3 separate regions of the Homo sapiens genome follow, and all the other regions are linked to region 3. The links are chromatin contacts, found by Hi-C or POLR2A ChIA-PET in ENCODE. All regions are on one chromosome and are shown on one strand. Each heading gives the region's core, a stretch centred on a gene start or an enhancer-like site at or near the end of the contact. The rest is flanking DNA. Distances are from core to core; before and after follow the strand shown. Region 1 overlaps EYA4 (EYA transcriptional coactivator and phosphatase 4). Region 2 overlaps TARID (TCF21 antisense RNA inducing promoter demethylation). Region 3 has its middle 43 kb from the start of LINC00326.

The links. Hi-C counts contacts between places; a loop is a spot of excess contacts on that map. ChIA-PET counts read pairs that join two places held with the same protein, here RNA polymerase II (POLR2A). Pooled maps may share reads with other maps.
Region 1: a map of gastrocnemius medialis shows a loop between it and region 3 (2.5-fold over the local background). The contact joins two enhancer-like sites. A Hi-C loop is called at or near these places in 1 of 168 maps with a recorded cell type or tissue (gastrocnemius medialis) and 4 of 50 pooled maps.
Region 2: a map of gastrocnemius medialis shows a loop between it and region 3 (3-fold over the local background). The contact joins two enhancer-like sites. A Hi-C loop is called at or near these places in 2 of 168 maps with a recorded cell type or tissue (gastrocnemius medialis and heart right ventricle) and 3 of 50 pooled maps. POLR2A ChIA-PET finds 5 or more read pairs at or near these places in 1 of 52 experiments (PC-9).

The regions. Positions count from the first base shown.
Region 1 is chr6:133,501,249-133,504,482 of GRCh38, reverse strand. The region is part of intron 13 of EYA4 (EYA transcriptional coactivator and phosphatase 4); the gene reads right to left. It overlaps TARID (TCF21 antisense RNA inducing promoter demethylation), which reads left to right. Exons shown (of 9, transcript NR_109982.1): 9 at 1,803-2,231. Among named protein-coding and RNA genes, the nearest start is that of EYA4-AS2, 46 kb to the right of the region's middle. Within about 2 kb of position 1,927, at least 9 of the 41 ENCODE cell types and tissues checked have a DNase peak (open chromatin) inside an H3K27ac peak, as active enhancers do; they include gastrocnemius medialis, where a contact is called at or near this core.
Region 2 is chr6:133,550,148-133,553,452 of GRCh38, reverse strand. All of the region lies in intron 5 of TARID (TCF21 antisense RNA inducing promoter demethylation), which reads left to right. Among named protein-coding and RNA genes, the nearest start is that of EYA4-AS2, 95 kb to the right of the region's middle. Within about 2 kb of position 1,297, at least 8 of the 41 ENCODE cell types and tissues checked have a DNase peak (open chromatin) inside an H3K27ac peak, as active enhancers do; they include gastrocnemius medialis, where a contact is called at or near this core.
Region 3 is chr6:133,129,582-133,132,525 of GRCh38, reverse strand. No RefSeq gene overlaps it. Among named protein-coding and RNA genes, the nearest start is that of LINC00326, 43 kb to the right of the region's middle. Within about 2 kb of position 1,470, at least 9 of the 41 ENCODE cell types and tissues checked have a DNase peak (open chromatin) inside an H3K27ac peak, as active enhancers do; they include gastrocnemius medialis, where a contact is called at or near this core.

The sequences.
Region 1 (3,234 bases), core at 678-3,177, 370 kb before region 3:
TAATTTTCTAATTGTTTGCATCTTCTCATTTAGAGATTTATGTGGATTTCATAGGCAGAGATTCTCATTTCTCAGTAATGGATGCTGACTCTTCACATATCTGATGGCCTCCTGGTATTATGTCATCCGGTAGCTTGACTGTGCTGCCGGATTCATCCGTCTTCCAGTGACAGAACCATTTGGGACTATATACCCAAAGATCAAATCAGTTCTGTTTTAGCCAACAAATATTCATTAAAAACAAGAATAAAATTATTAATAAGTAGGCCAGGCACAGTGGCTCACGCCTGTGTTCCCAGCACTTTGGGAGGCTGAGGCAGGCAGACCATTTGAGGTCAGGAGTTCGAGACCAGCCTGGCCAACATGGTAAAACCCTGTTTCTACTAAAAATACAAAAATTAGCTGGACACAGTGGTGTGTGCTTGTAATCCCAGCTACTCAGGATGCTGAGGCACGAGAATCCCTTGAACCTTGGAGGTGGAGGTTGCAGTGAGCCAAGATCATGCCACTGTACTCCAGCTTGGGTGACAGAGTGAAACAGTATCTCAAAAGAAAAAAAATATTAATAAGTGCCAGTTTGTGTCTCAAGGGGTTTCAGAGCTCAGAAGGGCCCCTTGCTCTGTTTCCTTCAAGTATAAAATTCTTTTTTCTTCATTTTGTTGATCATGTTTTTGTTGAAATAAAATCTCTAAAGGTTGTGTAAATTAAAAAAAAAACATTTTGTCTTTTTTGGTTGAAAAATTCCTATAATTAGTCTCTGTCTTTTTGACAGGGTTGGGGGAACTAGGCATTAACTAGGCTGAGGATATTCTATGAAACTATTCTGCCTAGTCATGGAACCATGAACAAAGTCTACAGAAATATCAGGAAAAATCAAATGTAATTATAGCATGAAAACATATAATTCCATTAGTGACGCTCTGTGCTTCTGAGGAATGTTCACTGATGCAAGACAATAAAACTGAGCTCCACACTAGTCTGTTATGTTTCTGATGATTACTGCCCTAAAGATATATATTTCAGATAGGAGTTCAGAAATATCTGATTTAAAAGGTTTTCCTTCTGGAGACCAGGTTGGTTAGGCTCTTATCCTATGATTTGCCAATTTTTCTTTTTAAGTTTTAAATACCATTATTGAATTTCTTATGTTCATTCTTCACATTCTTTGCATTTACAGATCAGATTTATGGGGATGGGAGAAAACATACTGTTCCTTTTGATTGTTACTTTGATCAATTCCATGCTTCTGAAGTACGTAACTCTGTGCTACCCAAACAGTGATAGGAAAATCCATGAAGAATGCATTTTGTACATCTGATAAGCATGCAAACAAGCATAATTTTTTTTAAAAAAAGCAAAATGCAAGAATCTGCTAGCAAGCAAGCATGGCATGTGGTGTGATAAAAACTGTAGTTGAGCACTCCACTGGAATGCAACCCCACGGCACTGGGAGGGCTGGTCATTTGTTTTTCAAGCTGTGGAGATTCCACATCACACACTCTGTGAGAGCCAGGACTTAGTAAGCATTTTGGCAAAATATCATTTGTAACTGGGAAAGTTTAGGTTTGTGGTTTGCTGGAGTGTGAACTAGCTGTATTTTACTAAGCTTTCCAGAGAGCAAGGCCTATTGAAAGAGAGAGGTTTCATCAGCCATGCCAAAGTCTTGGCACAGATGGGCCAGGGCTAGTCATGCCATCAGCCAAGGAAAACCATGCCTGTAAGAGGTGGTGATCTTGTTTCTAAGAGAATGTCTGGGGCAGGCTTACTTTCAAATATCTAATTTTAATTTTGTTTTTTTCCAGCTTACTAAGTCACTGGGACAGCTAATTCTAAGTGAGCAGATTACAGCACTGCATTTTTCCAGCTAAAGGACTCACAGATCCAAGAATCCCAGAAAGATGACTGGACATTTGGTGGGTGTAGCCTTAGCAATGCTGGGCACCCTCCATCTTGCCAAACTGCTGTGAGGGAGCTGCCAGCACCTGCAATTCCACTGTTTTATCAGGCATGTGAGAATGAAACATACTTCTGGATTGAACCCAAGTTTTATACAGAGATGTTTGCTCATTTTCATTAGATGTTTGTAGAATTATGGGCACCTTATGAATCAAGAGTTGCTTTTTTTTAATTTGCATTTAAGTGTAGTGAATGTTGAGTTTAGGGTCTAAAATGAGGTGATAGCAAAATCTTGGATAGAGGAAAAAAGTGGGATAATAAAGGCACTAACAGGGTTTTGTGGAAGTTCTGATATATATTATACATATTATAACAGTTCCAAAAGGTTCAAAGTGTCTACAACAGAGTTTAATAGGAAGCAAATTGAACTACTGCCAATTTATTCTGTGTACTGCTCTATCAAAATACTGAAACTATTCCCCAGACATTTTACTGAATAGAGAGAGAGAGAGAGTGAGAGAGAGAGAGAGAGAGAGAGAGAGAAGAGGAAGATGAAGAAAATAAATAGCTCTTGGCCTTTAAATGTGTGGTTCTAAGCCAGATGTTGCCAGTGTATAACCAGGGCAGGATCCAGTACAGCAGTTCTCTAAATCAAAATACTAACGCCTATTAGCCATGTGAACACAGAGCATAAATTGGAGCCAGACTGTCTGTCTACGGGCCTCTGCCCTGCATTGGGCCATCAGCTGGAATTCCTCCTCTAGGGACACACTGTAAAAATATCTCTGGAGAGGCAGCAATTATGTATTTTTAAAGAAACTAAGGACGTTTTTTTTTGTTTTTTAAAGACATCAACCTCTTGAAACAGTTATTCTTTTGGGACCCGTAGCATATGTGTAGACATGTGCACACAAAGATAGAAGATATGCAAGTTCATCATGGAAGAAAGAAGGCAGACCAGCTCCATGAACCAAGGTGGAAAAAGTTACTGGATTTTTTAGAATACATATACTCTTTAAATCATAAGAGATAAAATGAAATTCAGTCACAAATCAGAACAGAAATTTTACAATTGTGATACTTGTCTATGATGGATAGGTAGTGGGCTTACAGGTTCTTAGGAGGAACTGGAAAATGGTTTCAGGAACATTCATTTATTCATCATATATTTATTGAGTGACTAATTATGTATTAGACACGTTCAAATTCCAAGCAGAGAGCAGATAACCAAAAAAGCAAAGCCCGTACCTTTATGTGGTTTATATTATTACTGGATGAGATATCTGATAAACAGACAAGAAAACAAGGGAGTATAAGCATTTCAGGTGGTGATGAGCT
Region 2 (3,305 bases), core at 48-2,547, 420 kb before region 3:
ATAGTTTATATTTTGAAAAGGGTTCCTTGCAGTGTAGGCCAAAATATTGACCATAGTCCATGGGAGGATGGACTTGGAAAAGAACTATCGTTGTCTTAAGAGATTACGTGACACATGCATGATTTTACAGCAAGAAAGTGAGGAGTCAGGCTTTCCATCCAAGCAACTGATTCTTTTCCCCACTAGTGGAACCAACACCAGTTGCTTTCTGATCCTCAGTGGCCACAGGGATTCAGCCTGACCTGCCCAGAGCCTTCTTTTTTTTTTTTTTTTTTTTTTCTTTTTGAGACAGAGTCTCACTCTGTCACCCAGGCTGGAGTGCAGTGGCTGGATCTCTGCTCACCACAAGCTCCGCCTCCCGGGTTCATGCCATTCTCCTGCCTCAGCCTCCCAAGTAGCTGGGACCACAGGGGCCCGCCACCACGCCCAACTAATTTTTTTTTTGTATTTTTAGTAGAGACCGGGTTTCACCGTGTTAGCCAGGATGGTCTCAATCTCCTGACCTCATGATCCACCTGCCTCGGCCTCTCAAAGTGCTGGAATTACGGGCGTGAGCCACCGCGCCCGGCCCCAGAGCCTTCTTGAAGGCTGCCCTCTGAGTGACCCTTCCTAGATCCCAGAGACTGGCCCACTGCACTGGGCTTGCTCAAAGCAGGACCAGAAAGACCATACTGAGCTCCAGACATTGCCTCGTCCCTTTCACCATATTCTCTAAACACAAAGAGTTTTGAATTTTAACATTATTGTACCCTTAAGAGCTTTTCTTGATAAATGGCTCTTTGGATGACATGTACAATAGCATCCAATGCCTTCTCCAAGACGAATGACTACTGTAATAACAGCAATACACTTAGGGCTATTCCGCCTACAACTGAAGCTTTTGTTTTCTGATGTTCTTTTATCCCTAACATCAATTTGTTCCTGTCAGTAAACATAAGCTATCGAGGCAGAATTTCATGTACAGAAGGCAATGTTTGGTCTTCCCTACTGGCATGTTAAATACATTTTCCTGATGCAATGTTACATTTAATGTTGTGCTGCTGGGGAGAAAAATTCATCAGTGTCTCTTCAGCTCATGATCCTATCTTGTCTTGAGATCACGTTTCATTATTCCTCAAGCCAAGAATACACGGGGTCTGGTCTATGGCCAAATAATGTGATTCTGGGACATAGATTGGGATTACTGAAGATAAAGTGGCCTGGCCATGAGGCATACTGTAAGAACACATGTTCTTATTAGATTGCATCCCATCTCTGCGGTGGCTGCCCTCCTGCCAAGACTGAATGCTACTAAGCACATACCTCCCCTCAGCTCTCAAGTGAGTCACAAGTTTGCTTTCATTCCAAAAGCAAAACATAACAGTGAGAGAGGCCCAGGGCCACTTAAGAGCTACAAGCTGTTGGTTCGTATGGGGGCAGAGCCTGCCTTCCAGCTGAGGCAGCACCCCAATAATGCCAAGTGGCGCCTTCAGCATTCTCACAGGTGCAAGCTATTTCTTCCTGAATGAATCACCGAGTCTCCTCTAAGTTCTTTGTGCTACTCACTGTTGCTTACATCATAAACACACGGAGGCTGCAAAGCTTCACACTTTGTTCCAAACATTTAAAAGGAGCTTTTAGCCTGTCTCCCTCCTTATATGGCGATAACTGATCTCTGAACCATTCTCAGCTCAGGGCCTTACCTTGGAAAGGACCATGGAAGTCAAAGGCAATATCAATAGCTGAAGACCTCCAGTGGTTTTTTTTAACGGACCAGATATAATAAGGCAGGTATATGGCCAACCACTTTTCAGATGGAATTACAGAGATGAGACCACAAGGAGGAACTCATGAGCCTTAGGAGTACTTTAACATCCAATAGTGAAGTCCACTTGGTCTTAAGTGAAAGATCTAGGAGGCAGAAATGGCTCTGTAATTTTATTCTTCCATTTGTCATCTTCCTTATCCAAAGTGCCTTAAGGTTATGGGCGGGTCTCATAGTTTCTTAAGGGCCCTAAAGTTAGGGGAGGGTCTCATAGTTTCTTAAAGTGTAGAGTGCAGAGTACCTGTGTCAAAATCACTGGAAGTGCTTCTTAAAGGTTTATTCCTAACCCCCACCACATACCACTCACTTCTCAGTGAACAGAATCACTCAGTTTGGGGCCCCAGGCATCAGCATTTTAATGAGATTCTTGGGTAATCTTTTTGGACACTGCCTTTTGAGGACCATTTATTTAGGCTCTTAAGAGACTTTCACACTACTGATAACAATGTCATTCCCTGAATAGTTGTCATGGAGTATGATGAGCTCCAACCATGCCTTCAATTAAACCCTTGGGCAGAACTGGCACTCAGAGGTGGTTGTTCTTACTATGTATATATCACCCACTGAGACACAAACCTCTCAAGGTCAATAATTAGGTCTTTTACTTCCTTTATTTTTTTCAGCAATGGTAATGACAGTGCCATTGTAAGTAAACAAGACATATAATCTTGTAAAATTAGATGTAAAACAAGGCATATAGTCAGTAAAATAAGGCAGAGAAAATTATTTGAACTTATTGTATTGCATTTGAAGGACATTCTACTGGTATTCTGTTGGAATAGGTCTTGCCTGATTGCCTAATTTCACTGAAGCCCACAAGGACGTGGCAAGGTTGACAAGCGGGCTTAACTGGCTATTGGCAAAGTTCTGTTAAGAGGACAGTCCTTACTAGCTGAGTTGAAACCTGGAGTGACCCAACAGAGGTCCAAAGGCTAGAATACAGCCTGACATACTAGGTGTTCAATAAATGCTTGATGCATAAAAAATGAGAACTGTGATTCTATTGCTTTGCAATATTTGCTGATTCACAGTTTCCTCATATTCTTGTGCAGTTATTTTATTCTTATTATCCTATATATTTGCCTTAATGCTCAGAGAGTTATAAATAACAATGAAACTTAATTTGAAAAAAAATTCATTGGTATTAATTAAGGGAAAGGGTCACAATGAATTCTATCAGACATTACTGAGGCTCCCAGCTAAAGAGCCTAACTTAATACCGCTTAGACAACTTAAAACCTTAGATCTAAGCAGAAAACCTAGGGAGAATAAGTTTTAGAGAAAATCAAAATGCTCAAACCTCTAGGAAACTATCCCCAGAACCTTTACTACTTCTCTTTCTATACACAGGCACTATCTCAAATATGGTAGTTGGACAAGAATATTGCACATGTATTACCACATGCAGTTCTAATGCCTCCCTCTATTTAGAATGCAAGCTCAGTGAAGACAGGAACTAAAAATACACTCAATAATCCTCATAGACACAAATAAGTTAGAG
Region 3 (2,944 bases), core at 221-2,720:
CGATCGATAATGCTCCTGGGCTGGAATCTAAATAATGATTTCTAATAAAACCTACTTTAGACTGTTCGGGCCAGAGGATAGAGACAAGTCACAAAACATAATTGTCCTTACAGCCGCCCTCCCTCCCTTTCTCTCTTTTTTAAAGACCTGAATAATAGAAGAGAGATCTGGCGATAACACATTTAAAAAAAAAAAAAAAAAGCCTTTTGGTCCTGGCCAATCTGCTTAGCTAATGGCTGTAAACCGACACCCCTAATGAAATAAAAATGTCTCAGTTCAAGTGCATAGCTGCACAATTGTTAACAACACTGAACTCTGGCTACAATCCTGGTGATGGGTACTAAGTAACACACTGACAATTTCCCATGGCTTCCTCCCTGGCCCCTGCCTGTTGAAAAGCAAATAAAAGAATCCTGCCCAAAATTCAGGGACAGTAGCATCAGGGGTTTTGGTCAGTGAAACAGCAGGCTTTATCATTTTTATCTCTTTTCTCTGCTTGTGCAAGCGGACTGATTATTTTTCATTTCAAATCCCAAGGCCCATGGCTGATCATTGGCAAGGAGTGTTCTGTCTTGCCCGGTGCTTTTTTTAAAAGGCGCAGATGAGTTAGAGACACAGAGAAGTGTACATCCTTCAGCCTTTCCCGGCCCCTCCTTCTGCCCTTGGCCTCCTAGTGTTGCCCAGCTCCTCTGAGCCCTGTCCAAATGTGCTAAGACTGGAGGGCTGTGGTTAAAATGGGTTCCCCTGGCTCTCCTGCACAGCTTGCAGTTGTCTGATTTCAATCAGTGGCAGTTCCCTCCACATGTCCAACCATCAATCTTCCAGCGCCCCTGGATGAGTGAGGCACAACACGGGGCATGTTCCAGTTAAAAAATAGCCTTTGCCACAGCTTTCCCTCCTCAGCCACCGATAAGTATGCCTTTGATATTTTTATTAAAAAAGAAAGAAAACCCATTGGGGAATATGTTTCATTTCTTAGAGCCCAGACCAAAGCCCCCGAAGTTGAAGAGGATTGAGGTCTGTTGAGAGCGAAAACAGAGAAGAGGGCTGAGTTCTACCTTTGAAATTCCAGAGTTTTGCCAGGTAGAAAAGGCCCACTCTCCAAAAAACAGAATCTTTGCAGTCTCTTAAAGGATTTCCCATGATATTGATGGGCCTCAGCATTTTTCCACAAGCAGCAAACCAACATCACAATCTGCTGCCTCTAACCAGGAATGTGCAACATGATTTTGAAGGACATAAAATTTGGAAATAAATTGTGGTCCCCACGGTTTTAGCTTTTCTTCTTCATATGCACTGATGGATTTTATAGCACCTCAGATAGACTCACTCTGTCTCCTGTGTCATTGCACACCCAGTGGCAGGAAGGCAGAGAGGGTGGTGGTTGGGAGCATGTGGGAGGTGGGGACGTGTCTCTCCAAAGCAGGGCTCTCCTGGCTGGGCTCCTGGAGATGCCTGCCCACTTAGTCACTCCAGGAGACTGCACAGTAAACATTCTGTAGCCAGGTTCTGGTGCCTGTTTTAAAACAGGCTGTTCCAATTCACTTATGCTCAAGGGGCCCACCTACCTTCCTGGCAGAGTTACCAGAGAACTCTCTGGAGGTGCAGGGATGTAGACACTACAATCTCTGCACCTTTTGTTAATCTTTAAAGCTAAGGAGAGTCTGGCCTGGGTGAAGTTTATTCCAATCAGATTTTTAAATGAGGTCACTTGTCCATTGCTGGGAGGGACTTTTAAGTTATCAAGTCTTGTACCTGGCAACCTAAAAAAGGAACTTAAAGTTAAAAAGGGCCTATCTGCATCCCACCCCATCATGCCTGATATTCTTTGGGAGCTGCAAAGTCATCTGCTGTCCTTCTGGTGTATAAGGCCTTTTACTAGTGGCTCCAGTGCCAAAAACCTATAAAGGAACGTTGGGGAGCTAAGGAGGGAGTGTTTCTAAGTGGTATGGTGTGGTAATTTGGGATGAACAAATCTGTGGGTCAGGGAGGCAATTCTATTTTGGAAAACCTTAGAATTAGAAATAACAGAAAAGAACCTGGAATTTGAAGAAGCTGCCAGAACTTGTTCTAGGCATCTGGTACTGTGTATGCTTGGGATAAGGTTTCAGGAACATGGCTACCCTTCTGCCATGTATGGGTCCACAGACAATATTTGCAGAAGGTGGCATCCCCAAGATCTGAAGAAATGACTCATGTTAGAATGGGGGAAAGCGAGTCCTATCAGTTCCAAAAGGGGCATGAAGGAAGCAACATTTTCAGCAAGTACAGTTTTCATGGACAGACTGAATCCTGTGGCTTCCCCTAGTTGCTAGCTTGCCAGATTTTACAAAATTTTACTAGCTCTTAAATTTTAAGCTGTTGAATTGTATTATATTTTATTATTTATTTTATTTTATTTCATTCTGAGACAGGGTCTCACTCTGTCACCCAGGCTGGAGTGCCTTGATGCAATCATAGCTCACTGCAGCCTTGACCTCGTAGGCTCTAGTGATGCTCCCACTTCAGCCTCCAGAGTAGCTGGGACTACAGGCATGCACCACCATGCCTGGTTAATTTGTGTATTTTTATTTTCACAGAGATGGGGTCTCCCTATATTGCCCAGGCTGGTCTCGAACTTCTGAGCTCAGGCAATCTGCCCACTTCAGCCTCCCAAAGTGCTGAGATTACAGGCATGAGCCACTGCACCCAGCCTAAATTGCTGAAAGAATGAATGAACACAATTGTTGTTTGTGTTGATATTGATGATTGTGATGCCTGTGGTTTATGACATAACAACTAGACTAGAATAAAAAATGATTCATTCACTCAACAGATATTTTTGGAGAGGCTACCATGTGTTAAACACAGGTCTTAGAGGCAGAGATACAATAGAGAAGATATAGCACTGGCACTTCATGTAGTTTACATGCTAGAGGAGGAGACATACAAGTAACTAAATGGA